Regions from separate parts of the Homo sapiens genome. Here all the other regions are linked to region 1. Evidence: chromatin contacts called from ENCODE Hi-C or POLR2A ChIA-PET data. All regions are on one chromosome and are shown on one strand. Each heading gives the region's core, a stretch centred on a gene start or an enhancer-like site at or near the end of the contact. The rest is flanking DNA. Distances are from core to core; before and after follow the strand shown.

The links. Hi-C counts contacts between places; a loop is a spot of excess contacts on that map. ChIA-PET counts read pairs that join two places held with the same protein, here RNA polymerase II (POLR2A). Pooled maps may share reads with other maps.
Region 2: a loop to region 1 is called in a map of naive thymus-derived CD4-positive, alpha-beta T cell, with 10 times the contacts of the local background. The contact joins the promoter of TSC1 here to the promoter of NUP214 in region 1. A Hi-C loop is called at or near these places in 1 of 168 maps with a recorded cell type or tissue (naive thymus-derived CD4-positive, alpha-beta T cell) and 10 of 50 pooled maps. POLR2A ChIA-PET finds 5 or more read pairs at or near these places in 1 of 52 experiments (HEK293).
Region 3: a loop to region 1 is called in a pooled map, with 21 times the contacts of the local background. The contact joins the promoter of AK8 here to the promoter of NUP214 in region 1. A Hi-C loop is called at or near these places in 6 of 50 pooled maps.
Region 4: a loop to region 1 is called in a pooled map, with 14 times the contacts of the local background. The contact joins the promoter of TOR1A here to the promoter of NUP214 in region 1. A Hi-C loop is called at or near these places in 1 of 168 maps with a recorded cell type or tissue (B cell), 1 of 37 single-sample maps with no recorded cell type and 10 of 50 pooled maps.
Region 5: a loop to region 1 is called in a pooled map, with 11 times the contacts of the local background. The contact joins the enhancer-like site here to the promoter of NUP214 in region 1. A Hi-C loop is called at or near these places in 3 of 50 pooled maps. POLR2A ChIA-PET finds 5 or more read pairs at or near these places in 2 of 52 experiments (activated naive CD4-positive, alpha-beta T cell and naive thymus-derived CD8-positive, alpha-beta T cell).
Region 6: a map of CD8-positive, alpha-beta T cell shows a loop between it and region 1 (22-fold over the local background). The contact joins the enhancer-like site here to the promoter of NUP214 in region 1. A Hi-C loop is called at or near these places in 1 of 168 maps with a recorded cell type or tissue (CD8-positive, alpha-beta T cell) and 10 of 50 pooled maps. POLR2A ChIA-PET finds 5 or more read pairs at or near these places in 2 of 52 experiments (activated B cell and naive thymus-derived CD8-positive, alpha-beta T cell).

What each region holds. Positions count from the first base shown.
Region 1 is chr9:131,123,342-131,128,016 of GRCh38, forward strand. It overlaps NUP214 (nucleoporin 214), which reads left to right and starts at 2,245. Exons shown (of 36, transcript NM_005085.4): 1 at 2,245-2,408; 2 at 4,183-4,378. The coding sequence starts at 2,364. It also overlaps the pseudogene RNU6-881P. RefSeq lists an enhancer at 2,144-2,443.
Region 2 is chr9:132,941,191-132,945,865 of GRCh38, forward strand. TSC1 (TSC complex subunit 1) reads right to left here and starts at 3,426. Exons shown (of 23, transcript NM_000368.5): 1 at 3,353-3,426. MIR548AW (microRNA 548aw) reads left to right here and starts at 4,517; the gene lies at 4,517-4,581. It also overlaps a transcript of GFI1B not described here. RefSeq lists silencers at 3,034-3,093, 3,154-3,213, 3,744-3,823 and enhancers at 3,298-4,031, 3,344-3,643, 4,004-4,143.
Region 3 is chr9:132,875,904-132,880,578 of GRCh38, forward strand. It overlaps AK8 (adenylate kinase 8), which reads right to left and starts at 2,381. Exons shown (of 13, transcript NM_152572.3): 1 at 2,269-2,381. The coding sequence starts at 2,352. It overlaps SPACA9 (sperm acrosome associated 9), which reads left to right and starts at 2,995. Exons shown (of 4, transcript NM_001316897.2): 1 at 2,995-3,111.
Region 4 is chr9:129,821,950-129,826,624 of GRCh38, forward strand. It overlaps TOR1A (torsin family 1 member A), which reads right to left and starts at 2,187. Exons shown (of 5, transcript NM_000113.3): 1 at 1,959-2,187; 2 at 632-897. The coding sequence starts at 2,136. RefSeq lists a silencer at 1,572-1,661 and an enhancer at 2,072-2,381.
Region 5 is chr9:129,882,873-129,887,547 of GRCh38, forward strand. It overlaps FNBP1 (formin binding protein 1), which reads right to left. Exons shown (of 17, transcript NM_015033.3): 17 at 4,315-4,675. Among named protein-coding and RNA genes, the nearest start is that of MIR6855, 16 kb to the left of the region's middle. RefSeq lists enhancers at 1,538-1,832, 1,824-2,133, 1,932-2,613, 2,664-2,713 and a silencer at 2,904-3,153. Within about 2 kb of position 2,324, at least 36 of the 41 ENCODE cell types and tissues checked have a DNase peak (open chromatin) inside an H3K27ac peak, as active enhancers do.
Region 6 is chr9:132,240,055-132,244,729 of GRCh38, forward strand. NTNG2 (netrin G2) reads left to right here. Exons shown (of 8, transcript NM_032536.4): 7 at 856-990; 8 at 1,822-4,472. The coding sequence ends at 2,057. Among named protein-coding and RNA genes, the nearest start is that of NTNG2, 80 kb to the left of the region's middle. RefSeq lists an enhancer at 1-187 and silencers at 976-1,465, 1,616-1,665, 2,136-2,205. Within about 2 kb of position 2,362, at least 15 of the 41 ENCODE cell types and tissues checked have a DNase peak (open chromatin) inside an H3K27ac peak, as active enhancers do.

The DNA of each region.
Region 1 (4,675 bases), core at 995-3,494:
AATAAGCAATGTGCTGCAAGCCAAACAGTAAATGGCACAATCCGACCCCCCTGGAGCCAACCCATGAGGTCCAAGTTAAGAACCTCTGTCGGCCGGGCGCGGTGGCTCACGCCTGTAATCCCAGCACTTTGGGAGGCTGAGGTGGGCGGATCACGAGGTCAGGAGATGGAGACCATCCTGGCTAACACGGTGAAACCCCGTCTCTACTAAAAATACAAAAAATTAGCCGGGCGTGGTGGCGGCCGCCTGTAGTCCCAGCTACTTGGGAAGCTGAGGCAGGAGAATGCTGTGAACCCGGGAGGCAGAGCTTGCAGTGAGCCGAGATCGCGCCACTGCACTCCAGCATGAGTGACAGAGTGAGACTCCGTCTCAAAAAAAAAAAAGAACCTCTGTCCTAGAGCATTTATAATTCACTACAGAAATGTATTCTATGAAGGACTTTAATACCATCAGTCAGCCTTATCCAGACGATCTCAATTCTAATCCTGTCACCACCACTTTCTGACTGAGGGCTATTGGAGAATTTTCTCAACTTCTCTGTGCCTCCCTTACCTCATCAATTATTATTATGTATGTGTATGTGTGTGTGTGTATATATATATATATGTGTGTGTGTGTATATATATATGTGTGTGTGTGTGTGTATATATATATATATATATATATTTTTTTTTTTTTTTTTTTTTTTTTCTGAGACAGAGTCTCACTCTGTCACCCAGGCTGGAGTGCAGTGGCACAATCTTAGCTCACTGCAACCTCCACCTTTTGTGTTCATGCGATTCTCCTGCCTCAGCCTCCTGTATAGCTGGGAACACAGGCGTCCGCCACCACACCCGGCTAATTGTTGTATTTTTAGCAGAGACGGGGTTTCACCATGTTGGCCAGGCTGGTCTCGAGCTCCTGACCTCAGGTGTTCCACCCACCTCGGCCTCCCAAAGTACTGTGGTTACAGGCGTGAGCCACTGCTCCCAGCCTATTTTTATTTACTTTTTTTTTTTTTTTTTTTTTGAGACGGAGTCTCGCTCTTTCGCCCAGGCCAGACTGCAGTGGCGCTGTCTCTGCTCACTGCAACCTCCGCCTCCCGGGTTCACGCCATTCTCCTGCCTCAGCCTCCCGAGTAGCTGGGACTACAGGTGCCCGCCACCGCGCCCGGCTAATTTTTTGTATTTTTAGTAGAGTCGGGGTTTCACCGTGTTAGCCAGGATGGTCTCCATCTCCTGACCTCGTGATCCGCCCGCCTCGGCCTCGCAAAGTGCTGGGATTACAGGCGTGAGCCACCGCGCCCGGCCTTTTATTTACTTTTTGAGACAGGGCCTGGCTCTGTCACCCAGGCTGGAGTGCAATGGTGCAATCACAGCTCCCTGTAGCCTCAACCTCCTGGGCTCAGGCAATTCTCCCACCTCAGCCTCCCGAGTAGCTGAGACTACATACGCATGCCATCACTGCTGGCTAATTTTTGTGGTTTTGTTTTGTTTTTTATAGAGACGGGGTCTCGCCATGTTGCCGAGGCTGGTCTCAAACTCCTGGTCTCAAGCAATCCTCCTGTCTCCGCCTCCCAAGTGCTGGGATTATAGGCATGAGCCACCCGCGTCTCATCAATTAAATAAATAACCCCTAGGACGACTAAGATGTCTTCAAGATTACATGAGATCCCACATCTGAAGGTTTTTGCAAAGGACTTGGCACAAACTCGTGCGACTAGACATGGATATGGCTCTTGCTCTGGAAAGGATCACCTTGATAGGAGCAAACAAAGCTGGTCTTCGGTGCCCTTTAATCTCCCCTCCCAGCCTTCCACCTTCCACACTTTAAGAGTCGTCCCTGCCGACCCCCCGACCCCGTTTTTCTGAACCTCCCTTCCTCCCCTTGCATAGTCCAAAGCCTCTCTCTAAAGCAGCCCCCCGAAAACATCTGTCAAGTTCCAAACTTATCTGAATCGGAAGCTACCAATAGCCAACCTACATCTAAGGGGAACTGTAAGATTTCAGAAGAACAAGAAGCATAGGTCGCTTAGGCGTGGGCCACCCAAGAAGAGAGACTTAACACTAGGTAAGCCCGCGCTGGCTGCGAAGGCGGGAGCGGCACCAGGACCATCCAGGGCGCAGGCGCAGGGACCTCACGGCCACGCCACTACTCAGCCCGAGCTGGCCAATGGGGAGCGGCGGCCGGAAGAACGCGCGGCTTCGCTAGGTTCCGCGGCTTCCTCTGACCAAGCTTGACGTCACCAAAGCGCGCCGGAAATGCGAGGTCAACTGCGCGCCGCTGGCGCTGAGGGGAGGAAGTTTGCTGTCGAGCGGCCTGGGTTCCGTGGGCAAGGCCGTGGGAGGCAGCGTTGGCTGCTTCGACACACTGAGGGCGGCGCGATGGGAGACGAGATGGATGCCATGATTCCCGAGCGGGAGATGAAGGTCAGAGACTAACCGGGGCCTCCCTCCCTTCTTTAGTCCTGGCGTTGCCTTGGAGCCCAGCTGAAAGGCGAAGCGCGGTGCTGGCTGTCCCGCCTCCTGCTTGAACAGTTTACCGCGTTCACAGCTCTCACCAGCGCGTCTGCCGCGCCGCTGGCGTGATAGCCCCACCGAATGCAGTTTCCCAGTCCCATCCTGGTCTCGTGCACGGCTGTTGAGTTACCCTAGCTACTTCCTGGGGCGGTCACAATAGTGGCAATAACTGCTGTTTATTGAGTGTTGACTGTGTGCCAGGCACTGTGGTAGTCATCGCGGCAGCCCTACGAAGTAGTCGTTAACGTAGAGGAGTAAGTTGAGGCTCGGAAAGTAATTTCCCTAAAGTCACATTTGACGCGGGGCTGAAAGCCAGCATCATTTAAGACCTTTGCTCTCCCAGTACTTCTGTAAGGTGATACGGGCTTGCCTAACGTAGAGTCAGGGAAGGTCATCCATCCTGCAGAACCTTTAGTTGATTGGACTAGGAAGACTATTTTGACCTCGGTATATCAGCCTAAAGTCAGGAACCTAAAGGGAGGGCCAAGTGGTCCCAGTGATAGCAACGTGGGAGTCCCCCAGGGATAACTTCAGGATGGTGTGTTTAATAGTTCTTATATGGGTTCTGACAGAATGAGGGTACAACAGACGGGCTACATCTGTTTTAAATAGTGAAAAGAAGTAAGTTGCAGGAAGATTTTAGGCATCTGTGTGAACAATAAATCACTAAAATGCATTTAGGGCATAGTAATACCATGTTTAGAATAGTGATTTTTTTTTTTTTTTGAGACAGAGTCTTGCTCTGTCACCCAAGCTGGAGTGCAGTGGCATGATCTCGGCTCCCTGCAACCTCCACCTCCCCGGCTCAAGCGATTCTCCTGCTTCAACCTCCCTAGTAGCTGGTATTACAGGCGCCTGCCACCACGCCCCACTAATTTTTTATATCATTTGGTAGAGACTGGGTTTCACGATGTTGGCCAGGCTGGTCTCGAACTCCTGACCTAACGTGATCCGCCCTCCTCTGGCTCCCAAAGTGCTGGGATTATAGGCGTGAGCTACCGTGCTGTCCTAGAATAGTGATTATTTTTTGAGAATCACCACCTGTGGTGAGCCACCTAATGGGGTTGTGTCATATTCCTCAGATATGCTGGGGTAGAAGAAAAAAAGGTTTTATTAATAGAACCACAGACTTAGAAGATGGTAATCTCGCACTCCCTTTGGCAGCACATATAAAATTGGGATCATGCAGAGAAGACTATTATGGCCCCTTTACATGGATGACAGACAAATTCATGAAGTGTTCCATATCAGAAAAAAATGAGGGCCGAGTGTGGTGGCTCATGCCTGTGAGCTTGCACTTTGGGAGGCTGAGGTGGATGGATCACTTGAGGTCCGGAGTTCGAGACTAGCCTGGCCAACATAATGAAACCCTGTGTCTACTAAAAATACAAAAATTAGATGGCCATGGTGGCGGGTGCCTGTAATCCCAGCTACTTGGGAGTCTGAAGCAGGAGAATCGCTTGAACCTGGGAGGCAGAGGTTGCAGTGAGCCAAGATCGCTGCACTGCACTCCAGCCTGGACGACAGAGCGAGACTCCATCTCAAAAAAGAAAAAAAGACAATTGAGACAGACCTTGGTCTCAGTAATACATATTTTTGTTGTACTGAAATTGGGTCTACTGAATATAACATGTTTTAATTTCTTTCTTTATTGAATTGATCTCGTTTTGATTCTTCACAACAGGATTTTCAGTTTAGAGCGCTAAAGAAGGTGAGAATCTTTGACTCCCCTGAGGAATTGCCCAAGGAACGCTCGAGTCTGCTTGCTGTGTCCAACAAATATGGTCTGGTCTTCGCTGGTGGAGCCAGTGGCTTGCAGATTTTTCCTACTAAAAATCTTCTTATTCAAAATAAACCCGGAGATGATCCCAACAAAATAGGTAAGTTCCCTGGTTTATGTTGCAAAGTAGAGAGAGGAGTATGGTGGCATGCTCTTGTGTTTCCTTCCCAAGAAGTCATTCTAATACTAAAATGAACACTGCTGTCAGTTTGAAGGTTGACTCCCAAGAAGATTAATGGAAGCCTTTCTAGGTTTTCTCCTTGGTCCTTTGTATTTCTCCTTACATGAGTTGTTCCTCTCAGCTCAACAGGGAAGAACTTAACCATTATGCCATGCTTTTATTTTTGCTCAGTTGAACTTGGGCTCTGGCTCTCTGGGTGAAGGGTTTTATTGGCAT
Region 2 (4,675 bases), core at 2,176-4,675, 1.8 Mb after region 1:
ATTGTTATCTTTTGCTGATTCCATGTTCATAATAAAAGTTAGCACTGAACGAGAGAAAGGACAAGAAGAAACTGACAAGGTCCTGAGACAGTGTATTTTATACACAGTATATAAAATTTGCATTTTTATTCTCTCCCATGAAAACAGACATAAAGTTACTAATTTCTAGCAACTACAGTCTTAAAAAGTAAACCAGAGAAAGAATAATCTCAAACTGCTGACAGTTTACCTCTTTCAGATGAATTTAAATGGAGAATGAGTATTTCATGCTACCCAAATTATATTAGTTACCAATTCATGATCTGAGATTAAAAAAAACAAACTCAGTGTTTGAGTGTATACTACATATACACATTTCAAGCAAACAGCCACAGATTTTAACGCTATTAAGTACACTTTTCTTTCACGCCTTCAGCTACTTAAATGACAAAACCAATGCAAAGACTAACCTTTCAGAGATTTATAATATGGGAAACTTATAGGGAATTACCTTTTCAAAGAGTATTATGATGTAAAGGAAAGGATAAATGATAAACAGATCTTCACCCAACAGGGTAGGCTCAAAGTCACCAATTTGCTTGGTTTTTATAAAACCATTAACAGGTTGACTCAATCGATTTAGTCAGAATATTTAAATGACACCCCAAAGGACTTTAAATCACAGAAATGTAGGCCTAGAAATACTCATTAATTTACATTCCAACTTTTACTTCACAGATGAAGACACAGGCTCACAGAACTTAAGTGACCCACTGAAGGTCAAAAGCTATCTGACTCTCTAGAAAAGCCTGAAATGGTTGAGATATTGCTATATTTGGCTCATCGGCATTCAAGAATATCCAATTAATTCCAGGAAAAGCTAATTTTAGTTCACTATGGCCCTGGAACCCAGAAATAAACATACCTGTAGCCAAACAAACTTCAAATGAAGACAGAGCTATAAGAACAAGTCAGCTCTAATTCAGAGCCCAAAATTCACCCACCACTACACAAATAAAAGGCTACAAGCTATTTTAAGAAATACCTCTGTGATAAATAATAAATGAAAATAGCCAGAATGATACTTGAAGCCAGTGGTCCTCAACCTCCGGTGCACATAAGAATCAGTCTTCTTCCAAAATATATATACAAGGTGTCCGAATATGTAGGTCTACCTAGTATAGTGCCAAATATCTGTACATCAAGGTTCTCATGAGCACTAGGGTTTCAGATCTCGTTTCCACCAAGTTCATTATTCTGCAAACATTACATATAGAGGTATATATTAGATTTGCCCTAGTAAGACTGTTAAGTTTCATCTCACGAATGAAACCAGGCATGCACAGAAGGCATCATATTACACCACAACAGTAGCAGTATCAGTTTTTACTCTTAACCCAGTGAGGAAGAGGACAACTGAGTCACAGGACCTGAAGCACTCTAATTTTATGGAAACAAGAAGGCTGGTAGCCACCTGCTTTCTAACCAGGAATTTAGGAACGTACCAAGTGTTTATGACACCAGGAAATGCATGCAGCAGAGAAAGTTTACATCATCTGCCCTTCTAGGCACGTGATATAAGAGTGTTTTGGATAAGATATTAACTTTAGTAAGAGGATATTTTCCGTTTACATCTTCTATAAATACCCCTTAAGTTTACACCAGGTGGTTAGAGGAAGATTCTGCAGCTCCCTAGGGCAATAGCAAAGAATGTTTCACTGTTTCTGAGGAGCCTCATTTGCCTGATGCATGACTGTTAAAGGTGCATTTCCCTACACAACCCTAAATCAGTTTTCACATTTGCATATTCCAGATTTACTCAGGAATGTTCAATTTAAGAATCACAGGTGGTTGCTCGGTAAATCAAAGGCTCCCCAAAGATTAGGTTTTATAATGCTTCCTGAAATTTACAGCTCCACTTTGCCGGCCTGTTTGAATTCAGATGACTCCAAGTTGATCCCAAAATTATAAATCAAAGTATCTCAGAAGAGTATTATTCTATTTTAGCACTTTTATAGCTTACTCTATGCAACGTGAAGTGTTATTTGTATGCTTTCTATTTAAAAAAAAAAAAAAGCCAGCAAGGATTTTAGCAGGACTTCTTTCTTCAGTAAACTCATCAGTTTTATTAAACTATCAAATACTTTTTAGCCTAATTTAGACTAACAAGTTCACATGCACAACACTGCCATCCCAAACAAAAGCTAAGGCGGATAAGCCAAGTGCATCCCCCCACTTCAACATTAAACAGACACACGTGCATAAACCTTGGCTAAATGATAAATTTTAATCACTTACAGGCCAGCTTTGATCAAATAACAGATAAATTTAAGAGTCATATCTTTGGAGTCAGTCAGATCCCAGCAGTTCCAGTCCTGGCTCAGATACAATTGGGGTGTGAACTTAGGCAAAGTACCCTGCTCTCTCCGGGCCTCAGTTTCTTCATTTGAGAAGATTGGAGGTGTTAACAGTGGCTGCCTCTTCTCTTTGTCGTGAGGACCAAAGGAGATAATGACTGCCAAGCACTTTCACAGTGCCTGGCACACAGAGAGCACTCCATTAACGTTAGCTGTTGTTCTTAGGAGGACCGCGTCCCCTCCCAAGTCCTCACCACACATCCAAAACACACAAAGCAAAACTCTTTAACAGGAAACACAAAGAAAGAGCTTTAATTCTACAAGGTCCCTCCGATTGCAGGCTCTTCATCCTCCAGTTCCTCAAATGAATGAATGAACGCCTAGGAGGGGCTCTGCAAATAGCTGTCTCTTAGGAATCCCCTTTGCCCACTTTAAGGTAACTGTCTTTCACCACCAATTAAACACCCACAAGTACACCCAGAGCGAGTCATGCAAATTTCAGCGGAGACACCGAATCCAGGCGAGTCCTTGATCCCCACAGGCGACCTCCATTCATTCTCCACGCCCCTATACCCCGACCCCTCTCTTTAAGTTCTGGGACCAGCCCCACCCTCGCGACCCTTCCCCTCCCGCCAAGCGTCTCTACCCTGCCCTCCGCACCTAGCGTGAACCTGTCACCCCACCAAGTGAGGGACTGACGAAGGGGCCCACCTCGCCCCTGCCCGAGGGACCGAGGCCCAGGGTGCAGCCGTCCCCTCGGGGGCCAAGGAGGGGCGAAGTGCTCCGTCCGGCTCGCCTCTCCTCCCCAGGGACCCGCCAGTCCCGGCCGGGCCAGCCGGAGATAGCGTGTAATAAGAGGGAGGGGAGAGCTCTCCGAACCCCCCTTCCCCGGGATCCCTACCAAGCAAGTGAGTCTCTTGCTCCAGCCCCTCCGAGCCTCCCCGGCTGGAGTCATGGTGCCGGGGCTGCCCCAGGAAGCCCCCATAAAAAGGAGGGGGAGACACCCCCATACTCACCCACCGTCTCCTCCCCCTCAGCTGTTTACCTCACAGTCCCTCCAGCCTACAGGGCGCCGCCATCTTGGACGTACAGCACCTCCCCCGTCGTGAAAGGGCCAAGGCCGACGGCGGCCTCCGCCACGAAAAAGAGTCCCCCTCCGGACCTCCCCTCCTTCTCGAAAGGAAGGATAGACGGCCGCGCTCGGCAGCCCCGCCGGAAGGAAGAGGCTCTTCCACTCATAACTGACGATGTGGGTTGGACGAGAAAAAAAGTAAGGAGGGTTTTTATGGAGGGGGGCGGGGCCGGGCGGAAGGATCCGAAAGGAGGCTGCGAAGAGATCTTGTGACTCCGCGAAGGAGGCAAAAAGAAGGGCCGGCGCGGCGGGAGGAGCCACGCGAGAGCCCGAGGGGGCGGGGCGGGCGGTCACGTGACTGGCGGGCGGGGGGACGCGGCGGAGAGGCGTAAACAAGCTGGCGGCGCCTGGGTGTGGTTGGAGCGCCCTGCCCCTGCCCCCCGAGTCGTTTCTGCCCTTCGCTTGCGTGGCGCCCTCCGAGGGTCTCTCTGTGGGCGGCCTCAGAGCAGCGATCCTGTTTCCCAAGGAGCTGCTGGGGCCCGCGTGGGTGAAGGGCCTGCTTGGGAGCTTTGGAGTTGCAGCTCACCTGGGAAGGGGCGGAAAGCTGCGGGCCAGGGCAGCCCTCCTTCCTGGGCTAAACATTTTCAGAAGCCCGCCTCCGGGATTGCGGGGGACCCCCCTGGCTTCTGCCTTCAAGTAGCTCACACTTCACACCTACTCATGACATCTAGGGGAAACCAGCCCTAATAGGAGACAGCTTGAAAATCAGAACGCCTTATTCCGTTTCCTGCTGAAACAAGGCTTTAAGTCCTCCAAGCCTCAGTTTCTTCCTCTGTGAAATGGGCATAATGACATCTGTGACGTGAAGAATCAAGGAGATGAAGTATGGACAGCGTTTAGCCCAGAGTCCTGCGCCTAGTAAATGCTCACTCACTAGATAGGTGGCCTTTATTGCGAGGCTGAGTATGATGGGCTCCATCCAGCACGAACACAAAGCCCTGTGAGAGGAGGCAGAGTGAGATGAAGTCGAACTGTGGGATATGAAAGGCATTTTGAAGGAGTAGGCATCAGGTTGGGTTTTAAAGGAAATGTAGGTTTTGTGAAATACTAGGTCGGTGCAAAAGTCATCACGGTTTTTACCATTAAAACCGCGATGACTTTTGCATCAACCTAATAGAACCAGGCGAGGCGGCTCGGGAGAGAAGGCCATTCCAGGCAGAGGGAACCAAAGGAGCAAGAGCCTAGGGGCAAAAAAGTGTTGGGTGAG
Region 3 (4,675 bases), core at 1,131-3,630, 1.8 Mb after region 1:
CAGATTTCTAAATAGTCCTGGGATATTCTGGCCATTTCATCCAATCAGGCAAGCATATCAAGAGAAAGCAGCTTCTGGGGTTGCAGAACCCTAGGCAGAGAAATGAGGAGGAGCTCATAGCAGCTGTGCTGCTGCAATAAGGGGTATCCTTGAGCCCCAGGGACAAGGAGGGAGGGGCTGTAGCCCTCTTGGAGTGAAGGGAGTGTGGGGCAGGGAAAGAGCACCGAGCCATGAGAAGTCTTGGTTCCAGCCCCACTGTATCTCATCAGCAAGTCCCTTCCCTTCTCTGGGCCTCAGCTTCTCTGCCTGTTCAGTAGCACAGCTGGAGTGAATTCATGTTTGTATGTCACTGGTGCGATGATGGAATGAGATGATTTTAGATGGTTCACACATAAATATTTTACATTTCATGTTTAAATCATTGTGTATTTAACGTGTATTAGAAATATAAGTACATCAAATCAATAATTTCAAGGATATCACTTAGGATGAGGCAAAAGCGGCTATTTAATTTTTTAAAAGGTGAGTTGATTTAAACAAGTGATTAGTTTAAATGGAGGTGCAGTAGCGGTTATGCAAATCTGTACATGTGATACAACTGCACAGAACTGTATGCACAACAAAAACATCAATGCAGGTAAAAATGGAGGAAATCCAAACAAGGCCTACAGTTCAGGTAATCCTATTGTACCAATGCCAGTTTCCTGGTTTTGACAATGTGCTACAGTTATGTTAGATGTTATCACGGGGGCAATGTGGGAGGGGAGACCAGAAATCCATACTATTTTTTAACTTCCTGTGAATCTAACATTATTTTAAAATCAAAAGTATAAAAAATGGAAATGGTCAAAAACATGGAGGGAATCCACAGATGACTAAGGACTGGAAATACTGGACTGAAAGCTTTCTTGTTGGGAGGCCGAGGCAGAAGGACTGTTTGAGCCCAGGAGTTCAAGACCAGTCCGGGCAACATAGCAAGACCTCGTCTGTACTAAAATTAAAAAAAAAACATTAGCCAGGTATGGTGGCCTGCACCTGTAGTCTCGGCTACTCTGGAGGGACTAAGGCAGAAGGATTGCTTGAGCCCAGGAGTTCAAGGCTGCAGTAAGCCATGATTGTATCACTGCACTCCAGCCTGGGCAGCAGTGCAAGACCCTGTTTCAAAATCAATAAAAGCTTTCCTGGGCAATTCCTCCAACAATCAATGTGGAAAACACACCAGGTTCTCTAGAGCAGACAACAGGGCTCCAGATGATCCCCCATCCTGCCCTGACCTGCTGACTTCTAACCCAGCTAGCTATTTGATTTGTGATTGGCCACTCAAGCAGTTTTAGGAATCTCTTGCTCTCCCTCTATCAGTTAACACTTTCCGAGGGAAATGTGTTTGATGGAGGTGCAGACACGGGTTTCTTCGTCTGGGCTCAGCTGTCTAGTGTGCAGGGCAGAACCTCAAATGACCACAGACACCACTATGCCCTCCATGCCATGCCCCTGGGGATGGGGTGTACCCTGGGAAGCAGACAAATGATCTGAAAACTGAGCTCCAGCTTCCCCTTGCCTCTCAGAACCTTTGAGTGGCTGAGAGTTCTTCCCCTCCAGCTCCTGAAAGCCTTGACCTCCACCACGTGCAAAAGGGAAAACTGGGGCCCTGGCGGGGACGGGGCCTCGCCCAAAGTCACACGGTGAGCTGGGGGCCCAGTCAGGCCTGGAGCCAGAATGAGAGCTTCGGAGCTGCCGGGGACGTCTGGCCCTGAGGAGGAGGGACCAAGGTGGGAGATGCTGCTGTCCCAGAGGCGGCCCTCTCTGAGGATGGAGATGCCAGCTTGAACTCGGACAATGCCCACCTCAGAAACCTGGGCCGAGAGGCTCCCCACAAATTCGACAGATGGTAATTGTCAGCGCCGGGAGAGCCCCTGGGAGACCACCTCTTGCAACCTGGCATTTCACAGGTGGGGAAACCGAGAAAAGGAAAGGACTGGTTCCAGACCATAAGGCCCGCTGGCGGCACAGCCAGGACCAAATCCCGGCTCGAGTGGCCCCCTTCCTCCCCCTGGGTCCGCCTGAGGCAAACCCGGGCAGGACCAGGAGCGTCCCCAGCTCGAGGGCCCCCTCGGGGTCACGGCGACACACGAATCGTACATCCCGAGTTGGGCTGCTTCGTGGGCGCGCGACTCGGCCCCAGCTGCGGGTCCCGGCCGCGCACCCGACGTCGCAGTGGAGGCTCCCGAGCCGCCGCCAGCGTCGCGACGGGCAGGGGTGTCCGGTCACCTGCATCAACTCGAAGATGTGGTTCTCCTCCCCGTACTGGGGCATCTCGGGGGGGATACGGTGCGGGGCGATAGTGGCGTCCATGTAGCCGTCTCGGCTCGCCGCTCCCTAGTAACCGCGTCGCTAGGGCCGCCGCGCCGACTGCGTCATCAGCACGCGCCGCGGCCCCGCCCTGCAGGCTCCGCGCCGGGCCCAGATACCCGATCCTCGGTCGCGCGGGTCGCCCCCGCCCCGACCTCCCCGGCTGACGCGCTCTGCGGCTCGGGCAAGTTCTTTCCCCAACCCCGGCCTCGCTTTTCCCATTTGCGCATCTTAGCGGGGGACACCCTCAGGTGGCTTCCAGCTGGGCCTCCTCGTATCTGAGACCCCCGACGAAACCCAGAAGGGGCAAGTCGGCCCTCCGAGGGGACGGGAGGCAGAACCTGCTTCTGGTTCTGTCAGTGCTCCCCGGCCCGGCTCCCTGTGCCTCAGTTTACCCATCTTTAAAACAGACGCGGGAATAAATGTGGGGGAGGGTGTTTGAAGGGGGAGGGGCGTCCATGAGATGGGCCGGAGGTTCGAGGATCGGGTGGAAATCCTCAGCCCAACTCCTAGAGTCGAGCCCCGGTAGACCCCTCCCAGCTCCCCGGCTCTGGCCAAGCCGCCAAGTGACCCGATTGCTATGGCACCGGCGGTAACAATCACGCCCGCGGCCCCGCCCCTTCTCGCCCGACGTCCCCACCCACCCTCGCCTCCCAAGTCCTGGAACGGGCCTCCCCACCCTCCGGGGCACCGACACTCACGGAGTCACTCCAACTTCTCTGGGTGCTCCGTGGAGCGAAGAGCGCTCTAGGACAAGCAAGGGTAAACAGGGATGAGTGTGGGTGGGCCCACTCGGACCCCACCCCGGCCTCTGGGTCAGAAACTGGAAGCTGGGGTGGAGGATGGAAAGATGGAGGGGTCCGGAGGATGGAGGGGCCTGCACAGCTGTCTCGGGGTGGGGGCGAGGGGAAGGTTCGCGCTGGAGACGGAGCTTTTTAAGTCGTATGAATTCCCAGTGGTACGGGGCAGCTTGATATTTTATTAGTCGCAACACTGAATTGGGATCTCTAGCTCTTGTCTGTTGCCGTTAATCGTAGGAGCTGTAAGAGTTTGTTGAACTCTTTGTGCTCTCGGCAAAATTCTGTTGTCTCTGTACCTTATGGAGAGGGAAAATGGCACAGTCAATGCAGACAGCCCCAGCTTCAAGTTCTGGCTCCGCTTCTTACTGTGTGAGCTTGGCAAACTCTCTGCTTGCTCCGTGCCTCACTTTCCTGCCCTGTGAAGAGGGAACTGCTGAAGGATTTCAGGAGCTAATGTATTGGAGAGTAATTGGCATGCAGTAAGCACACAATATATGGGGCTACTATTAGTAGTAGTATCTCATTTAATCGTTCCAACAATCCTGTGAAATAGGCACCTTCATTCCCATTTTACAGATGAGAAGTTGGAGGATTAGAACAATGAGGAGTGGTTGGCTGGGTAACTTTGGGTGAGTCACTTCCCCTTTCTGGGCTTCTTTTCTCATCAGTTGTTGATCATACAGCCTTAGAACCAGAAGGCCTCTTGAAGAAGAGGCTAATCCAAACTCTCTCATTTGACAGATGGATAAACTGAGGCCCAGAAAAGGGGGAAATCTTGGCTAGGGCCACTGGTTAGATTGGGCAGAGCCAGGGCATGAACTCTGCATCCAGGCTCCAGCTAAAGCCCTTTTCTACCAGCCATCAGCCCAGAGACATGCCCTCCCAACGTAAAAGCCAGCACTGTTGCCTCTTCCCCTCCAAACCGCTTCCTCAAAGTGTGTACACCTTGGTAGGCTTGTCAAACCCAACTGTAAAGATAGCTGGGGAAGAAAAGGAAGCTGCCTCCCCCTGAGCAAAGAACACAACAGCCATGCCTGCCATTTGCACTGGAGAGGTTTGTTTTGCTTCCTGGACATTTCTGAAATGACTTGCCTTTCTCCTCATTTATTTTAAGCCCTAGGCGCTTTTCCTACCATGATTCAATCTTCTTTAGCAGCCTGGAAAAATACAAATCAATTAAAGCCTAAAACCTATGGGTAATCATTTTTTTCCTCCCTCCTCCCCCAGATCGAGAAGTGCCCGTCCCCTGTGCCCTTCATCCACACTAATTTGGCTGCAGTGGCTCTCGTTCAAGGGACGATCACTTCGGATAGCTTATTACAGCTCCTCTCATGACATTCCTGGCGTGCATGTCACAAGTTGCTAGGATCAAGAACAGAGTCAGTTCCTCTCAACCACTACCAACCACAGCTCCCACCATGATGAGGGAAAAGCCAGGCCGAAAGGGCACACGCCCTTTCTCCCTGGAACTCCACCTATGTGCTCTCTCTCACTTTTCTGGAGCTTCACCTTTGAGTCATTTGTAA
Region 4 (4,675 bases), core at 937-3,436, 1.3 Mb before region 1:
ACATGTTTCCTCTTTCACAAAATGAGTGAGATGTGGCCAGGCATGGTGGCTCACGCCTGTAATCCCAGCACTTCGGGAAGCTGAGGCAGGCACATCACCTGAGATCAGGAGTTCGAGACCAGCCTGGCCAAGTTGGCAAAACCCCATCTCTACTAAAAATACAAAAATTAGCTGGGCATGGTGGCAGGACCCTGTAATCCCAGCTACCCGGGAGGCTGAGGCAGGATAATTGCTTCAACCGGGAGGCAGAGGTTGCAGTGAGCTGAGATCATGCCATTGCACTCCAGCCCGGGTAAGAAGAGTGAAACTCCGTCTCAAAATAAAGAAAAAAATAAAAAAATGAGTGAGATGTGTTGATCTCTAAGATGGATTTGATCATGTCCACCTCTAAAATCCCATGACCCTACATACTCACTGGACCGATTTTCAGAACCCACCACAAAGCTTTGATGGTATTAACTGCTCCACGCATCTCAAACTCTTAACTTCTACACCTTTCCAAGGGGAACTGAGACATGAACCGTTTTCCGGGCTCACTCATTTCAACATAGAACTCCCAAATCTCATCCCACAACAAAGAGACCCCAAACCCGATGACATCCAGGAAGGGATTCCAAACTTCCATCCTTGCCTTGTACAAGGTGATGTTTGAAGCATGTGGAAAGTGCAATGTGGCCACAAACAGGTGGACATAGTCACTGTTCAGACCACCCTCGTAAATATTCTCTGCGATGATCTTGCTGACGAAATTTTTGCCGGTGCCTGTCCACCCGTGCAGGGAGAGCGTGAGAGGTTTCTTGGGCTTTGGGTTGTTTATGAAACCAAACACGGCATTTAAGATGATTTTCTTTGCAAGATGCTGTCCAAAGAGGTTGTCGTCCAGATCCTTCTGCAGTGCTGGGAAAGACAAAGCCAATCAGGAGTGGGGAAGAAACAGCGGCAAAATGTAGCCACATTTACAGCCCATAAGAAAGCCAGCAAAGCCGTCTAGACGCCCTCCAAGCACCTTGCGAAACCTCAAGTACTGCGGTCTGTAAGCTCCTGGCCCAGAGGGGACGGCGGTCCAGGGAGCCCTCCCTTTGCTGGTCCTGCCTATTCTAAAGCCCTGGCCCGACTCCTTCCCGAAAAGCCCCTTGGTGCCACTGCCACTGCCACCAGTTTGCACCCCTAACCCCTGTGCTGCTCCTCCCACCCCAAGGCAGAGCCGGGAAAGGAAACAGTTTGGTCCCTCCTGGTCGGCTGCGGAAGAGTCCTCACCATCCTTCCTGTCTCCCGCTAGGCTAGAAAGGAGGCAGAACCCACTTCGGAGGGAGGTTACCACTGGTCCACCCCCAGCTTAGCGCAAAGTAGGCCAACCTGCAGCCTGGCTCCTCAGGTCTCCGACTTAAGTCTGGCACGTCTGTGGTCATGGCCGAGGAGCCAGGCCTCATCCTGCAGGCCGGCCGCTTGGCTTCCGGGGTCCGGCCCCCGCGGACTCAGCTCTGCCCAGGCCCGGCCCTCCTGGGATGTGACCCCTACCCCGGCCTGGCCCTAGTGCCATCCCCCAGCCCCAGCCCCAGCCCCAGCCCCCGCTCCTGAGCCCCAGCCCCCAAACTCCGCTCCAGCCCCAGTCCTAGCCCGGCCCTACTGCCATCCCCCAGCCTCCATCCACCATCCTCAATCCCCTAGCCCCAGCCAACCGCCCTGGTCTTAACCCAGCCCTAGTGCGATCCCCCAGCCCCACCCCCAGCCCCCGGGCCCCGCTCCATCCCCCAGCCCCAGCCCCAGCCCCAACCCGGCCCTAGTGCCATCGCCCAGCCCCAGCCCCCAGGCCCCGCTCCAGCCCTAGTCCTAGCCCGGCCCTGGTGCCATCCCCCGGCCTCCATCCTCCATTCTCCATGCCCTGGTCCTAGTTCAGCCCTAGTGCCATCGCCCAGCCCCAGCCCCAGCCCCAGCCTCCAGCCCCCGCCCCAGCCTACCCTCCCGGCTAAGGCTCCGCTTCTGCCCGCAGCACTCGGCGAAGAGGCAGTAGAGACGCGGGTAGATGTAGCCGGTGAGGACGCCGGCCAGGGCCAGTCCCAGGCTGATGGGCTCCACCGCCTGCACCACGGACGGCGCCAGCAGCAGCAGGCCCAGCACGGCCCGGCCCAGCTTCATGCCCGGACCCGCGCCACCCTGCTTGTTCTCGCGCCGACCGCGAACCGGTGCAGCCGCCAGACCCACGCTTCCGGTTCCTCCTCTCGCGGAGGCCATCTTTCTTCAGGGCAGCCCTCCTCCCGACGCCGGCGGCCGCCATCTTTGTTCGGTACAAAGCCCTGTTTTGCTTCCGGAAACTCGGTTCTGCTCCGCCCCTGTTGGCCACGTGTTTTTGTTTATGGACGTTATTTTTGCCAGGCATGGTGGCTCCTGCCTGTAATCCCAGCCCTTTGGGAGGCTGAGGCGGGCGGATCACCTGAGGTCAGGAGTTCGAGACCAGCCTGACCAACATGGTGAAACCACGTCTCTACTAAAAATATAAAATTAGCCGGGTGTGGTGGTAGGCACCTGTAGCCCTAGCTACTGGGGAGGCTGACACATGAGAATCGCTTGAACCCAGGAGGCGGAGATTGCAGTGAGCCGAGATCTCACCACTGCACTCCAGCCTGGGAGACAGAGCAAGACTGTGTCCCCTCCCCGCAAATAATAATAATAATAATAATAATAATAACGGACGTTATTTTTTAGAACAGATTTACAGAAAAATTGAGAAGATAGTAGAGAGTTCCCATGTGCCACCCATCCCTGCAATTTCCCCTATTACTAAAATCTTACATTATTAGTGTGCTACATTTGTTAAAATTAACGATGCACTGTTGTCATATTAACTAAAGTGTAGTTTATTCAGATTTCCTTCCTTTTACTTAATGCCTTTTTCTGCTGCAGGTTTCCATTCAGGATACCACATTATATTTCGTTGTCATGTCTTAGACTACTGTTAATGACAGTGTCTCAGCCTTTTATTTTTATTTTAGCTGGAGTGCAGTGGCATGATCTCAGCTCACTGCAACCTCTGCCTCCCAGGTTCAAGCGATTCTCCTGTCTCAGCCTCCTGAGCAGCTGGGATTACAGGCACACACCACCATGCCCGGCTAATTTTTGTATTTTTGGTAGAGACGGGGTTTCACCATGTTGGCCAGGATGGTCTTGATCTGACCTCATGATCTGCCCGTCTCAGCCTCCCAAAGTGCTGGGATTACAGGCGTGAGCCACCGCGCCTGGCCTCAGCTTTTTATTTTTGATGACCTTGATAGTTTTGAGGAGTACTGGCCAAATCTTTGGTGGGCTGGCCCTCTATTGGGATTTGATGTTTTTCTCAGGATTAGACAAGCGTTATGGCGTTTTGGAAGGAAGATCACAGAGGTAAAGTGCTATGCTCATCACATCCTACCAAGGAAGGGTTCTTACTGTTCAACGTTACTTACCACTGTTGGTGCTGACTTGATCACTTGACTGAAGTAGTGTTTGTCAGGTCCCCCCACCCCTCTTTTCTCTACTGTACTCTTTGGAAGGACGTCCCCATGCACAGCCCACACGTAAGGAGTCGGGGATTTTGCTCCACCTCCTTGGGGGCAGAGTATCTACAGAAATTATTTGGAATTCTGCATGGGAGATTTGTTTCTTCTCCCCCATGTATTCAATCATTTATATCAGTGTGGACCATTGTTATTTTATCCTTTGTTATACTACAGTACTAATTTTTTTTTCAAATTGTTCTCATTTTGGCCACTGGGAATTTGAGTGGTTCCTTGTGCTCCTTTGACATACACCCAGTGTATATACCAGCTTATTTGGGTTTGAGTGCCTCTTTCCTTTCTGACACTACAGGATACTCCGGGCTCATCTTGTATTTCCTGCCCCAGTCCTAGAATCCTATTTTCTACGAGGAACCCTGATTCCTTTCATTGTAAAATGGCATTAGAAACTGGCTGGGCATGGTGGCTCATGCCTGTAATCCAGCATTTTGGGAGGCTGAGGCAGGTGCATCACCTGAGGTCAGGAGTTTGGGACCAGCCTGACCAATATGGTGAAACCCCATCTCTACTGAAAATACAAAAAAATTAGCTAGGCATGGTTGCGTGTGCCTGTAGTCTCAGCTACATGGGAGGCTGAAACAGGAGAATTCCTTGAACTTGGGAGGTGGAGGTTGCAGTGAGCCGAGATCGCACCACTGCACTCCAGCCTGGGTGACAGAGCGAGACTTCGTATCAAAAAAAAAAAAAAAAAAAAAAAAGAGAAACCAAGGTCTGGGTGCTAGGTGTGCTTCTTGCTATTGAGATGTCATTTCTTTCAGTCTCAGCTGACAGAAAAAAATGTGTGTATATACTGTTAAACACACACATATCTATAAATATTTTTATAGGTAAACATCTGTACCTATATTAAGCTAAACATGAGCTCGTGCTGACATCTCCAACTCTAATCCATTACACAGATCATTGGAGCCTCCTCCCCTTGTTTATCTGTGAATTCCCACCCCAACAGTGAGAGAACCAGCTCCCTCCATCTGGCAGCCACTTTTAAGCTGGATAAAAGATTACTCATTTTCTAGCAAAGGGAACTCTGGCAAGTGAGAACTGTTGACCATCCACTTATTTGCCTGTTCATCCCATAAACACGTGTTGCGTTGCTGTGTGCCAGATGTGCTAGGCCTTTAGTA
Region 5 (4,675 bases), core at 1,074-3,573, 1.2 Mb before region 1:
TCCCAGGTTCAAGCGATTCTCCTGCCTCAGCCTCCCAAGTAGCTGGGATTACAAGCATGTGTCACCACATCTGGATAAGTTTTGTATTTTTAGGAGAGACAAGGTTTCACCATGTTAGCCAGGCTGGTCTCGAACTCCTGACCTCAAGCGATCTGCCTACCTCGGCCTCTCAAAGTGCTGGGATTACAGGTGTGAGCCACCGGGCCCAGCCTCCCTTGCTAGTTTTAGGTGGAGCCGAACTCAAAATGATGTCACCCTGGCTCCCCTAGGCTTCTGCTTCCCTGCCGCTATCAGATACGAGCGTACAGAAACATTTCAGCGTATGCAAGGATAACACGGTGACAAGGAACCAAGATGACACATTGCCAGTTCCATGGAAAGCCTGGGGCCCCTCCGGAGTCGGCCACCTTGCCTGACCCCAGAGGTGGCTCTTTGCATGTGGTTCCCTCATCCCGCCTTTTTTTTTTTTTTTTTTCCTGAAAAAAGCTTCATTTTATTATTATTTTTTGAGACAGAGTCTCACTCTGTTGCCCAGGCTGGAGTGCAGTGGTATAATCTCAACTCACTGCAACCTCTGCCTCCTGGGGTTCAAGCAATTCTCCTGCCTCAGCCTCTGGAGTAGCTGGGTCTACAGGCATGTGCCACGACGCCTGGCTAATTTTATTTTTTATTTTATTTATTTTTAGTAGAGACGGGGTTTCACGGTGTTAGCTAGGATGGTCTCGATCTCATGACCTTGTGATCTGCCTGCCTCAGCCTCCCAAAGTGCTGGGATTACAGGCATGAGCCACCACACCCGGCCAAAACATCATTTTAAAATTGAGCTTTCTGACTGTGCTCCTGCCCTTAACACCTTCCCAGCAACTTTCTGCTCCTTGATGAGGAAGGCACACTTGATCCTGTCGGGAACACGTTCACACAGAAGCACCAGATGCACTGCTGATGGGTTTTTTGTTTGTAGACAGGGTCTCACTGTGTTGCCCAGGCTGGCCTCGAACTCCTAGGCTCAAGTGATCCTTCTGCCTCAGCCTCCCAAAGTGCTGGGATTACAGGCGTGAGCCACCACGCCTGGCCGCTTGCTGACATGTTTTTGCTTTGGGGCAGTCTCATAGGAGCTTTAGGTCTCACAGCACAAACCCCTCGGAGTCAGCCCAGGCCCATGCCATGTGCAGACTTTGGCAGTTTCCCAATCTTGGTATAAAGGTAAACGATTCTCTTCCCAGGGGTTCGGGCCGGCCTAGTGCTGTTAGAGGCTGTATTCTAGGAAAGCCTATGACGGTTTGGGAAACTGGGCCATGCTGAGTGCCTGTAGACAGCGTTCCCGGAAGAGGAAAAAGCAACCTTTGTCTTTATGTGGGAATCTCTAAGCAATATTTTTGGCTTTGTTTACATTTGAAGGTTAGATATGTGTCAATCCACGTGATTGACATTGAACATGGAAAATGAGAATGAAAGTTTTGTCTGGAAGATTTATTTAGGAGGTTTGGAGACAGTTCTTGCACTACAGAAAGGTGGGCTGGAAATAGGTACCAATTTGCCTTAAAACGTTTCTTTTAAAATACCTGGCTTTTAAGGAGTTCAGACTGAGATGCCAAGATCTGAAGTCTGTGCTTGATTACTGAGCAGGGACAGGAAGTGCTCGGTGACTGGGGAGGCGGGGCTCAGGCCTCGCTCCCCACGGTGCCCCACGGTGGCTCCTCCTCCGCGCTAAGCCAGGGCGTGGCTTCAGCAGCGCTTCTTAGAGGAGCCGGAAAGGCGCCCCTGCACCGTGGGGGAGGCTGCAGGAGACCTGCCGCCTGCCTGTGGTTCTGTCGGCCATGGCGCTGCTCACAAACCTGCATCCGAATACATTTGCAAGGCGCAGCCACCCAAAAAGTGTAGTTCCTACCTTTGTTCTGTTTTAAATTCAGTGCAAACATAAATTATCCTGAGGGTCTTAATGCTACCTAATTTTGAGCCCCAGAGAGCCTTGGGGGAAGTGAGCAGAGGTTTCGGAATCACAGCCCCCTCTGGCTCGTCCCTTCTGCAACTTCACCTACACAGAGAGACACCTGCTACCTGGACGGAGCAAGGGTGAGCTGGGCGCAGAAGAAACACACGCCTTTGGGGAAAGCTAGGAGCAGTAGACAGCCTAGGCAATGTATGTTCTGGAAGGGTGTCCCAGGGTTTCTCAGGGTGCAGCCTCCATTCCTTCCTTCGATTTGACCCGGGACCAGCCTAGATGAGGGGGCCTGTGGAGAGCTGGAACTGGAAACAGGTTCTCAAGGGCAGGGCTCGGCACAGCGTGGCAGCCAGGGGCTGTGCGGACTGAAGGGATGCGGCCCTGTCCTAGGCTGAGACGTCCGTCCAGCAGGTGCCGCAGGGAGGAAGGGAGCCTTCCCCATCCCCGACGGGGACAGTGGGTCCGTGTTTCCTCCCACAGCTTTCGGCCCCTTAGCTCTGAGGACAAGGATAGGGTCCTTCCTCTGCTTCTTCTGTACCTTTTGTGGTCCGGAGATGTCCCCGGCGGAGGTCACTATACCATCTGGAGGTCTAACGGGAGGCAGGAGTGCTCAAGTCAAGGCCGAATGGGCACTCAGTGGGACCCTGGAGAAGCAGCTGACACACCAAGGGGCTGCCACGTGCCTGCTGGCAGCCTTCACACGCTCATCCCGGGTCTCAGAGGGCGCTGGCAACACAGATCCCTGCCTCCCCTATCGGGAAAGCGTTTTAGGACCAGGGAAAAGGAGGCCTCCCCCAGGCGAGTGCGCAGAGCCAGGGAACCCGTCTGGATGGTGGCTCTTTCCCACCATCCTTCTCTGGCAGCAGCAGTTCAAAGTGGAGCTTCCAGGCTGTCCCATACATTTCACGATTTCTGAGTCTTTCGCTTCAATTTAAAAAAAGCTGGGGGCACGACCGAATCCTGCCTCTGTCCACCGCCATCTCGTTCCTCATCGCAGGGGGCCCTTCTTGCTCCCTCCACTGCTGCGCTCTGCCGTCTGCTCCCGCCAGGGGTCCCCACCACCTCTGCGGACGGAGGAGCCGCCTCCCAGGCCCGGGCGTGCCCAGGGCGGGTGGAGGGCGTGGGGCGGGCCGGTATTTCCTGACCCGCTGGAGGAGCCGGCCCCACAGGCTTGTGGCCTCCCCGGAGCCGGTGAGTCAGGAACTTCCTACTTCAAGAGGCTTCCCCAGTGCAGCAGAAAACAAACTAGTCGCCCCCAATGCTCCCGACCTCTGTGATGTCCACACCCGCGGAAATGGGGGCCCCAAACCAGCAGGCTCTGTTCTAGGCTTCTCAGCGCTGGTGCGGCTCTTGGAGAAGGCTCGGCAGGGGCGGGTGGGGCATGGGGGGGTTCACAGGTGGAGACAGCCCGTCTCCGCCCCACAGACGGCTGGGCGCAGTCCCGAAATATTCTTCCCAAGTGGACTTTTTTGCTGACAACCTAGAGGAGAGGGTTTCGGGTAGGATAACAGTAGATCCACCTTGTTCCCTTGTGCCACACTGTGTCACACTGGGAACCAGCAATTCTCAATGGTGCCTTGAAGCCAACTGCACGCACTTGTGGTTAGAGGTTACCAATGGCCCCATATTGGTGCCCTCACCTCCTGCCCTCCGCAAGTGAGGATGCTTGGCATCAGCAGAGCTGCCAGGTCTGCACTTGGTGTAGCTGCGAATATGTCATTTCCTGGACAACTGTTTTCCTAAAACAGTGCTAAAAAAAAAAAAAAAAAAACCCTTGGGACACAGAGAAGTGTGGGCACAAACCAATCCTATCTTCCCCCAAAAGGCCAGGGTGAAATTTTCAAAGCTGGCTGTGGAAACGGGGCCTCCCACTGCACATGTCCAGCCAGTGCCAGGCACAAGGCTGCTGCCCTTTCGAGTTGTCCACGTGAAACAGCTCCGCACTGCCTGCAGCTTCACAGAAACTAGTGATTCCAGCCACGCCACCAGGAGTACCGGCTTGAGCACTGGTGATACCAGATAAATAATGAAACTCAGGTGTGCCCTCATTTCACCACCTCCTCCTGCCCCAGCCCCAAGCAATGAGGTCCCCAAAGAGCTAGAGCAGCAACCAGTTGAATGTGCATGCAAAAAATACTCCTGGCCATAAGCAGCCTCTCGCAATCCTCGCACTACATCAGCCCGAATTCCACGTCACCACGGTCTGAGAGCCTCCCCCTCCACCGTGGATGGGGGTGGAACTGAGAGCTATCTAGGTCTCCAGCTCCTCCCAGGGGCCAGCTCCCCAGCCCAGGGGGCTTCCAATGACACCAGGCTGCTTCCACAACTAGGGTCATATCTTCATGCAACAAAACAGTCCCGTGACACGGAGCCACAAGTTATATTTTATTTTAACACGAGATTAACATATAGTTACAAGGTCAATACAAGCCTCCAGTGGAAGCTCTTTATTTGGTTTAATTCCATCTCCAGAGACAAACAGGCAACTCTAGGACCTTTACAGTGGCGATCGGCCTCACACAGCAAAATGCCTCCAAAGTTTAGAATTAGTGCAACACACATACGAACATTTTAAAGGTGCTCAACATCAGGTTAAAATAGAATTCTGGACCTTTTTAAAAAGTTTTTGGATGATATAAGCACAGGAGGCAGAGCCAATAAGAAACATGAAACCAATATTTCTGGAAAAACACTTAGCATGAACGTCACTTTTTGACGTCGTGTAAACTTTCT
Region 6 (4,675 bases), core at 1,112-3,611, 1.1 Mb after region 1:
TCAGTAGAGGCCAGGTCTCGGCCTCAGGGGCTGTCCCCCAACCCTGCCCAGCCAGGCCCCTTGGGACACCATCACCCATCCCCCACCCAGCAGGAGGCTCTGGCTGCCCAGAGGAGGGGCTCCTGCAAAGCTGGAGCTGTCGGTCTGAATTCTGGCGGCAGCCTTCAGATAATTCCATCAACTCTAAGTGATCAAAGCCGCTGACGTCACAGGGGGCCAGCTGCAGGGACAGGGCAGGGCCTTTGGATCCAATTAGAGGTGCCCACACCCTGGCACCCTCCTCCTCTCCCTGGCTCTCCCTGCCTCCACCCCGAGAGCCAGCACTGAGCTGCAAGGTTTCTCAGGGTGGACGATATTCACCCTCTCCCACAGAGCCCCAAGGCAACCAACTGGGCCCACCCCGGGAGCAGGAATAGGCTGTTCCTCCACTCCCCTGCAAAGGAGCTATGGAGGGGGGCCACCCCACAACACAGCAGCCCCAGACATGCTCAGTGGCCTCTGCTGAGTTTCTGCCACCTGTCGGAGTCATAGCTCTTTGGAGATGGGAAGGACAGCGACCCCTCTAGTTGCCCAGAGAGGGGAAGGGGCTGACCCAGGCCACACCAGTGCCAGGGCGGGGAAGGTGGGGCTGGGACGTGTTTGATCCCAAGGAAGGAAGCCAGAGTCTTCTCTCCAGGCCTGGCCACCCTGGGAAGTCCCCACCTGCCGTCCAGCCGCGGGCTCACGTGGACCCAGTGTGGGGAGCATCCCCTGGGGAGTGTGGAGATGCTCCCTGCGAGGCCGGGAGAGTGGGGGTCCGAGAAGACGGCGCCCACACGTAGCCCTGACCGCGCGCCCGTGCCCGTGTCCGTCCAGAGTGTAACTGCAACCAGATAGGCTCCGTGCACGACCGGTGCAACGAGACCGGCTTCTGCGAGTGCCGCGAGGGCGCGGCGGGCCCCAAGTGCGACGACTGCCTCCCCACGCACTACTGGCGCCAGGGCTGCTACCGTGAGTGCGCGCCGTCCCCCGTGGGCGGGGCCTGCGGAAAGGGGACGGGGCAGGACCGAGGCAGTGGGCGGGGCCTAGTGGGACGGGGCAGGGGCGGTGGACTGGGCCTAGCAAGACGGGGCAGGGCCGGGGAAGTGGGTGGGGCCTAGTGGGACGGGGAAGAGGCGGTGGGCGGGGCCTCGCGAGACGGGGCAGGGCCGGGGCAGTGGGTGGGGCCTAGTGAGAGCGGGGCAGGGTTGGGATAGTTGGCAGGGGCCTGGTGAGATGGGGCCGACCCGGGGGCGGTGGACGGGGCCTAGCGAGACGGAGCTGGCAGGTGGGCGGGGACAGGATGCTGCTGAGGTCCGGGGCCGGGCCGAGGGGCGGGTCCAAGAGCTCGGGGCGGGGCCTGATGCGACCTGAGGCACGGTGGTGCCTGGTGGGAACTACGAGAAAGACCGAGCTGGGGTTGGTTGGAAAGGTATTTGCGGGGACAGAGGGAGGGAGGCTGTCCAAGTCGGCGTTAGCCGCGGGCACAGGGTGAAAGGAGGCTCCAGGCGCGTGGAACAGCACGTGCACAGCTCTGGAGACTGCAGGCGCGTCTGAAGAACAGCACCGAGGCCAGTGGGGCGGGGAGAGAGGGGCAGCGGTGGGAGGCAGCCGGGGGCCAGATCTCGCCCGGGCGCCGTCACCCTCCGAGGGGGGACGTTTCGCACCCAGCGCGCCTGGAGCCTCCTACATCCCCGGCCCAGACGGCGCCCCCGGGATCTCGCACACCCTGCTTCGCAGGAGCTCGGAGGTTGGCGGGGGGACCGGGCCACCCCCCGTGCTGACCGCCCCCTCCGCCTGCAGCCAACGTGTGCGACGACGACCAGCTGCTGTGCCAGAACGGAGGCACCTGCCTGCAGAACCAGCGCTGCGCCTGCCCGCGCGGCTACACCGGCGTGCGCTGCGAGCAGCCCCGCTGCGACCCCGCCGACGATGACGGCGGTCTGGACTGCGACCGCGCGCCCGGGGCCGCCCCGCGCCCCGCCACCCTGCTCGGCTGCCTGCTGCTGCTGGGGCTGGCCGCCCGCCTGGGCCGCTGAGCCCCGCCCGGAGGACGCTCCCCGCACCCGGAGGCCGGGGGTCCCGGGGTCCCGGGGCGGGGCCGGCGTCCGAGGCCGGGCGGTGAGAAGGGTGCGGCCCGAGGTGCTCCCAGGTGCTACTCAGCAGGGCCCCCCGCCCGGCCCGCGCTCCCGCCCGCACTGCCCTCCCCCCGCAGCAGGGGCGCCTTGGGACTCCGGTCCCCGCGCCTGCGATTTGGTTTCGTTTTTCTTTTGTATTATCCGCCGCCCAGTTCCTTTTTTGTCTTTCTCTCTCTCTCTTTTTTTTTTTTTTTTTCTGGCGGTGAGCCAGAGGGTCGGGAGAAACGCTGCTCGCCCCACACCCCGTCCTGCCTCCCACCACACTTACACACACGGGACTGTGGCCGACACCCCCTGGCCTGTGCCAGGCTCACGGGCGGCGGCGGACCCCGACCTCCAGTTGCCTACAATTCCAGTCGCTGACTTGGTCCTGTTTTCTATTCTTTATTTTTCCTGCAACCCACCAGACCCCAGGCCTCACCGGAGGCCCGGTGACCACGGAACTCACCGTCTGGGGGAGGAGGAGAGAAGGAAGGGGTGGGGGGCCTGGAAACTTCGTTCTGTAGAGAACTATTTTTGTTTGTATTCACTGTCCCCTGCAAGGGGGACGGGGCGGGAGCACTGGTCACCGCGGGGGCCGATGGTGGAGAATCCGAGGAGTAAAGAGTTTGCTCACTGCTGCCTCCACGGCCTGTTTTCTTTCTGTGTTGGGGACGGTGGGCAGGTGTGGGGCTTACAGAGGAATCCACAACACAGCCTTAAAGAAACGGTTTCCCTACTGGGGCCACCATTTCCCTGGGCCTTTCTGTGGATTCCAGCAGGCAGTGCCCCCTCCCCGCAGGCTTGGCTGGCAGAGTTTTCCACCCCGCGGCCAGGCTGCAGGTGCCCCACCTGTTAGGAGCCTCCCCACACTGAAAGGCTGCCTCCCTCCTTTCCCAAAAAAGAAATCCGGAGTGTATTGGCCCTTTTCTACAGAAGTCCAAGGGAAATGACTCAGGGAGAATCCTAGCAGAGGTTGAATCCAATGCTCTGATTTATACTGTGTCTCGGTGGCCACCTCCGATGGATGTGTCATCTCAGACCTGTTGCAGCCGGAGCCTCAAGTCCAATATCAGATGAAGCTGAACCCACAATTCGGCCACCGCCTCCTTCCAGAGTTTCAGATGGCCAGGTGGGCAGAGGCGGGCAGTGCAGAGACCCCAGACGTGCCGGCCCTGTCCTCCCTACCTTCTCAAGATTAGGAAGGGGTGCTGGAGGGGACAGGGGCAGCTTGGGAGTGGTGAGGAAGCTCCTAGATTCGGGGCTCATCCCCTGGGGCCTCTGATTCAGAGGATCCAGCAGTTCTCCCATCTCCGCTTGGTGTCTCCAGCCCTGGGGCCACACTTCCCCCTCGGTCCAGCCTCCTGTCCACCTATGTTTATTTCAGAGCAGTGCCGGGGGTCCGGTCCTGGTTGCTAACTGCTGCCACTGCTCCACCTGCAGGTGCTCCCAGCACTGGCTTCTGCCACCACACCTGTTCTTTCCCAGCTGCGAGGTTTAGACCTGGGTCCTTCCCTTGAGTCCCCAAAGCTAAGCTAAGACCAAGTGGAACAAACTTGGCCTTGGGGACAGCAGGAGATTACAACACAGAAAAGGAGGGGGAGGCACAACGGGACACTGCATAGGACTCACAGTGTCCCGAGCCCACACACCAGCCCCTCCTGGCCTCCTCTCTCTGCTCCCACCCCCAGCACCCTGCTGACCCGGAAGTGCCTTCCGACAGGCCCTGCATCCTCCTGCAGCTGGCCCATCTCTACCCTCACATTCTTCCTTACGCACAGAACCCCACTGCCTGGGACCCAAAGTGCCCAGATAAAATAAAACACCTCTCTGGGGCTTCTTGTGGATAGGAGTGGCCAGGGGACACAGCTCTGGGCAGTGAGATGTAAGCAGGACTGATGGGTGGGCTTCCAGAAAGTTCTTAAAAGTCATCCCTTCCTCCACGCCCCACAAAGCCTCAGTTGTCCAAGTTTGTGGCTCTGGTTTTTCTCTCTCATCCCTCCCTCTGCTCTTCAGTCAGCAGGATGGGGAAGGAGCCTTCTTGAGACACTGAGCATAACAGTGTCACCCTCAGGATAGTGAAGGGTGGAGCCGGGGGTGGAAGTTGCAGAGCCTGGGACACCTGCCTTGGCTGCAACCTCTGCACTGCTTTTATTTATCTACTTATTTTTATAGAGTTGAGGTCTCACTATGTTGCCCAGGCTGGTCTCAAACTCCTAGGCTCAAGTGAGCCTCCGGCCTTGGCCTCCCGAAGTGCTGAGATTACAGGCATGAGCCACCGCACCACCTGCCTGTCTTACTGTGTGAGAAAAAAAATAAACGGTGATGTGATTAAAACACTAGAATTTGGGTTTTCTGTTCCATGCACACTTTCCAAGTTCTTGGCCCTGCCTGATTGGCATCCGGGCCCCCTGAGCCCTCTAAGGCCAGAGAGAGACTGAAACCCACCCTTCCTTGGCCGCAGCCCCCCATGGTGACCCTCAAGTCACCAGGAAGAGGAATGTCCATGACTCAGGCCGAGGAGTCCACCTCTGTCCAGA